2 separate regions of the Homo sapiens genome follow, and region 1 is linked to region 2. The links are chromatin contacts, found by Hi-C or POLR2A ChIA-PET in ENCODE. All regions are on one chromosome and are shown on one strand. Each heading gives the region's core, a stretch centred on a gene start or an enhancer-like site at or near the end of the contact. The rest is flanking DNA. Distances are from core to core; before and after follow the strand shown.

Region 1 (2,700 bases), core at 119-2,618, 400 kb before region 2:
CGACCTGCAGTCATCTGCCACGTAAAATGTAGCCCAAAGGACATGAAAATCAATTAGCTATGTTAACATAAGTCCTGTTCAGGCACAGGCCAAAACAGAGTTAATTATAAAACGAAGGTTAAAATTACTGGGACCCGAATTCACATATTAATCCTGTGTTAGTATTTAAAAGTTCTGTCTTCAAGAGAATATGATGCTAGTAATCATTTGTAAAACAATCAGGGATGGGGGTGCATATGACATTGAAGTTTTGTTGTTGATTAAATACTTCATTATTTTCCTTTCTTTGGAGAGTTTGTGGCTTTATAAATAACTGGAAAAATCACGAATCATACAAATGAGAAAAGGTCTGTGAAATAAAGCTTGGTCTTTTGTGGACATCTCAAGTTTCAAATATGGTAGGAAGATAAATGCACCCAAAGTACTGTTATTGCCAAATGGGCTCAGGTATGGTTACTCATTACCTGAGGCACAGCACATATAAGGGAAAACACACAGCACTGGGAAACATTATAGTCACCAAAATACTCAATGCATTTTAGATGGCAAGTGTATAGGAAAATAGTGGTGCAGAATAGAAAATAACAAAGTTGATTTATTTTAATCCAAAGCCAAGCTTTAGACGGTCTGTTTTCATATTTTTCTAACAATAGCTGTTCTTCTAAATTGTATTACACATTTATACAGTAGAGTACATGCACATATGTAGTTAGCTAGTTAGCGTGGAGACCACAACTAAATATATATGCCATGAATTTCCCATCCCCCAGACAACTAAAACACTGTGCAAGTAAATTATTGTTTAAAGCTCAGAGCCTCTCAGTATTATTGCGAAATTATAAACAAATACAGGGTAGACCTCTGACATGTTAAGTAATTCAGCTGTCTCGAGCACATAGTTTCATTTTAACTGTCATTGTTTACAGTGTCAAAGATTGGCCCGGCCCAACGGTAGTCAAAGAGACTTAAGGAATCTGTTCCTCCCTCTGAATCTGCAAGATCGAAGGCTGGTCCCTGAAATCAGCCACGGAGAGGGAACATGGAGCCACTCGCCAGGCTCCAGTCAAAGAGCAAAGCCGCGGGGACCCACTGGATCCTTACCATGACCACAGAGGGGTGGGCCGAAGGCGTGGGGAGGAGCTCCCCATCCAGGTCCTCTGTCCCTTCCGCCAGCCCCTCGACCTCGGTCACCGTCAGCAGCATGGTGGCGTGCTTGGCTTTCATCGTCAGCATCTTGCACTTGGAATTCAAAGAAGCGATCTGCTCCTGGTAGCCCTTAATTTTCTGCGCCAGCTCCTGAGGAAACATTTCCCCCACCGGGGTGTCAGAGCAGCATCAAAAGGAAACAGAAGTAGTAGCGTTCATCTTCCTGCAGGGCGAGCCAATGAGCGCGCAGAGCCGCGCGGGCCCGGGAGGCAGGATGTGTAGGCGGCGAGTCCTCCTGCATCTCGCTACCGAGCCAGACCGCAGGCTGCGCGGCGCGGCGCAGGCACAGCCAAAGTGCCCGAGCCCGCGTCCCCGCGTCGGTACAAAAGGAGAAATGAGGGGATGAGGCCGAATGAGTGGTTTCTAATCGCGAGAGGCCCCATATGGAATCATGAACTTCCGCAACATTAGGAACTGACAACTCTCTTTAAAAGCAGAAAGCATCTGAAATTTACCAGATGGTTCCTGCCATGGAAATTAGGTCATGTGATGGCTAAAACCACACCAAAAAAAATGCAAGGCTCAGCTCTTACCCTACTGAGTACATTCAACAGAGATGACAGTCATTTATTTTACATAGGGTCACATACTCAATAGCCTGTCTGTTCCTATGTCTCTAAGAATTTTTTTTAGATAGGCTAGATATTGCATATGGAAATCCCAATTTTTAATGCAGATTGACCCCCCAAAAAAATTTTGTATATTCATCAAATTTTTTCTTGCTCACTTCATCATGTCTCAAATGTTGCTGAGGCTTTAACTAGAACTTTAAACTTGAAATGCAATTCGGATTTAGTGTCTTTTAATTTCACTTGCTTTTGAAAAAATAATTGTTTTTTTGTTTTTGTTTTTGAGCAGACAAGAATGAAAAAATATATTATGAGAGATAGAGGTTTTAAATATTTTATTAAGAGCTTATTGGAAATATAATCTGGATAGCACATAACCCTTAAAAAGGTAACTATAGATTCATTTTAGGAGTATGGTAATTCTAAAATATTAAAGTTTTACTTTCTTGCTTAAATATTTTAAGTATCAAATATTAAAATTATACTTTATTGCATCTTTAAAAAACGAAAATACATATTTCAAAACATGATTCCTAAAAGTACAAAACTATTATTCTTTTTTTTTTTTTTTTTTTGGCTTCTTTGTTTCAGAGGCTGTCATTTATTGTGCACATAGAACACATTTTGTGGGCCGGGTGCAGTGGCTCATGCCTGTAATCCTAGCACTTTGTGAGGCTGAGACGAGGGGATCACTTGAGATCAGGAGTTCAAGACCAGCCTGGCCAACATGGTGAAACCCTGTCTCTACTAAAAATACAAAAATTAGCCAGAAATTGCTTGAACCCGGGAGATGGAGGTTGCAGTGAGCCAAGATTGTGCCACTGTACTCCAGCCTGGGCAACAGAGTGAGACTCTGTCTCAAAAAAAAAAAAAAGAACACATTTTGTGACAAAAATATTAAATTGTAATGTCTTTAAAATAATTG
Region 2 (2,714 bases), core at 190-2,689:
GATGATTTATATTTTAATTTCTAATAAATTTATACTTAAATTCACAAAAAAATGAGACTGATCAGAAACAACCTCATTTTGGAAGAAGCAGGACTGCAAAAATTAATATAACTGTCTTTTTTTGTTGTTTTCTTAGAACTACTCAGGAATATATTACAGACTTCACAAAGAGGAATACTACTTTGCACTAAGTCATATTCTAATGACTAATAAGTTAGAATATGATTAATACAAGATATATGCAAGAGTTCAGGCTAGAGTTACTCAAAGATTGATGAAGCCAGATCATGGAATGCAGTTTAGCGCAGTTACTAGGTGCAGTTTGACACGTTATTCACAATTTCCAGTGCCTCCAAAGTCCTCAGAGGATCCAGTCTAAACAAGCAAAGCTTGAGGAAAGACTCTTGAAATGTTAACTAACTTGTGTTTCTCAAAATGTTTCATGTAACTCTTTCCTATATCAGTTCTCAAACTTCTCTATAAAAAACAAATTCCTGAGATCGTTGTACCCTTTGTTATAGCACTTAACAAACTTTGTAATGAAAAATTTTGCATTTATGTTTTCCCTCCTTGATTTTAAATATATTTCTTCAATGTAGAAACTGTTTTTTCATACTAAATACTAAGTAAAGAGTAACACAAATTTTATATAAATTACACTTAGATATTTATGAAATGAATTAAATAACTTTCAAAATTTGTATACCAAATAGAGAAACAGACATGTTAAGAATATAGTGGCCGAGCGCAGTGGCGCATGGCTGTAATCCCAGCACTTTGGGAGGCCAAAGCAGGTGGATCACTTGAGGTCAGGCCTAGTTCATGACCAGCCTGGCCAACATGGTGGAACTCCATCTCTAGTAAAAATACAAAAATTAGCCGGGTGTGGTGGCACGCGCCTGTAATCCCAGCTACTCTGGAGGCTGAGGCAGGAGAATCGCTTGAACCTGGGAGGGGCAGGTTGCAGTGAGCCGAGATCGTACCACTGCACTCCAGCCTGGGCGACAGAGCGAGACTAAGTCTCAAAAACAACAACAACAACAACAACAAAGAATTTAGTAAGTATCTGAGTTTTGAATAGTCCTTTCCCCCAATTTACTATATAAATTTAATTTTCAAGCATTGGAACGTGGTCTATTTCTCAATTCTGTATACATTTAATTCAAGGTGCTGTAGCTGAGAGTTTGGAGTCTTCCTTTCCATGTCAGTAGGGGATGAGGAAACACACACACACACACACACAAACACACACACACACACACAACCCTGTTATCCTAAAAGCAGTTTTGGAGGTGGCTGAGAGGAGAGAACTTAGGAACTTAGCTGAGGAAATGATGAAAAGGACATTGTTTTGTGTCTCAGGAACCATGTGGAATTCCAAGATAAGAAAAACAGTTGCTAATTTGAGTATAAAAGCAGGAAACATGATACACTTATTTCCTTTTATGCGAACACAAGTATATGAGGGGTTGTGTAAAAATTATTTTTCTCTTGCTGTACTACAAAGAGATAGAATCAAACTGCTTTTTTTCGACATACTGGTTTTTCTTTCTGTTTTTCTTCTCTTTCTTCTATTTCTTGTGGATATTATGGCTAATAACACAACAAGTTTAGGGAGTCCATGGCCAGAAAACTTTTGGGGTAAGGTATTTTCTTTTACTGTTTAAAATTTAAAATTAGGATGTAAGAAATGCACTGCGTGATTATTAAAACAGTGAAAATCTCTGAGACATTTTGTTTACTATAATGTGATTACTTAAAGTTTTCATGTTTATTAACAGAAATCTATTTCATACGTTTATTAGCAGAAATATATTTATAGATATAAATATATACTTATATATTTATTTGTCTTTATAGTGTTCTATGAAGATATTCAAGAAGAATCTGGGTATTAAGTACAGATTTTGGCTGGTGTTACAAAATATAATTAGGAAATAGTGAGGATAAAAATAAAAAACATAAGGTGGAGGTAATTCCTGCTTAGAATATGGCATGTAGATTTTGTTGGAAAAATTAACTTTCATTTGTTTGAAGGTTATAGATTATATATTTTATTTTATGAAACTGAGATTTTCCATAGAGGCTATTTTCACTTATGTTGTGAATGTTATATGCTTTAATTTCCAAAGTGAATCCTAATAACATCTGTACTTAAATGAGTGAATTTAAAGTGCAATAACACAGGTAAAATAAATGAATGACTTTAGAGTATAACAAATAAAACATGGAATAATATGAAATTTGAGAAAACTATAGTAGAAAAGATTAAGTGGAAATAACATCACGTGTAACATTCAATGGAATCCTATCACAGGGGTTGGGGGGAAAGAACAATACAAAAGTATTTTTTGGAGAATTTTTTGTCTGAGTCCAGCCACAGCTAACAGTCCAGTGTTCCCTGATGTTGACAATGGGACTGTGCTGAGGTCAAAACTCAGTTGCTCCAGGTTAGAGGTACAAAGAAGATGGGCTCACATGGGGAGTTGACATGTACTCTTGGGTTCAGGGAAATTTTTATATTAAAGGAGGCAATTTAAATTAAATTCAGAAAAACACTTTAATGAAGAAAATAGTATATATGGACAGATCTGTTTATATGGCCAGAACAAGTTTTTAATCCTCTCAGTGTACAATTCAGACTTTCTGCTGTGATTCAAGGTGGGGTTTTGGGAACTTTCACATAAACAGTGAGCAGTAGTGGCCGACTTTTC

Evidence for each region. A loop is a pair of places that touch in the nucleus more often than their neighbours do. ChIA-PET counts read pairs that join two places held with the same protein, here RNA polymerase II (POLR2A). Pooled maps may share reads with other maps.
Region 1: a loop to region 2 is called in a map of endothelial cell of umbilical vein, with 2.7 times the contacts of the local background. The contact joins the enhancer-like site here to the promoter of MYCT1 in region 2. A Hi-C loop is called at or near these places in 2 of 168 maps with a recorded cell type or tissue (OCI-LY7 and endothelial cell of umbilical vein), 1 of 37 single-sample maps with no recorded cell type and 2 of 50 pooled maps. POLR2A ChIA-PET finds 5 or more read pairs at or near these places in 2 of 52 experiments (IMR-90 and OCI-LY7).

Annotation. Positions count from the first base shown.
Region 1 is chr6:152,300,768-152,303,467 of GRCh38, forward strand. It overlaps SYNE1 (spectrin repeat containing nuclear envelope protein 1), which reads right to left. Exons shown (of 146, transcript NM_182961.4): 92 at 1,102-1,296; 93 at 1-14. Among named protein-coding and RNA genes, the nearest start is that of SYNE1-AS1, 78 kb to the right of the region's middle. RefSeq lists enhancers at 963-1,012, 1,063-1,462, 1,613-1,682. Within about 2 kb of position 1,369, at least 35 of the 41 ENCODE cell types and tissues checked have a DNase peak (open chromatin) inside an H3K27ac peak, as active enhancers do; they include IMR-90, OCI-LY7 and endothelial cell of umbilical vein, where a contact is called at or near this core.
Region 2 is chr6:152,696,458-152,699,171 of GRCh38, forward strand. It overlaps MYCT1 (MYC target 1), which reads left to right and starts at 1,440. Exons shown (of 2, transcript NM_025107.3): 1 at 1,440-1,641. The coding sequence starts at 1,446.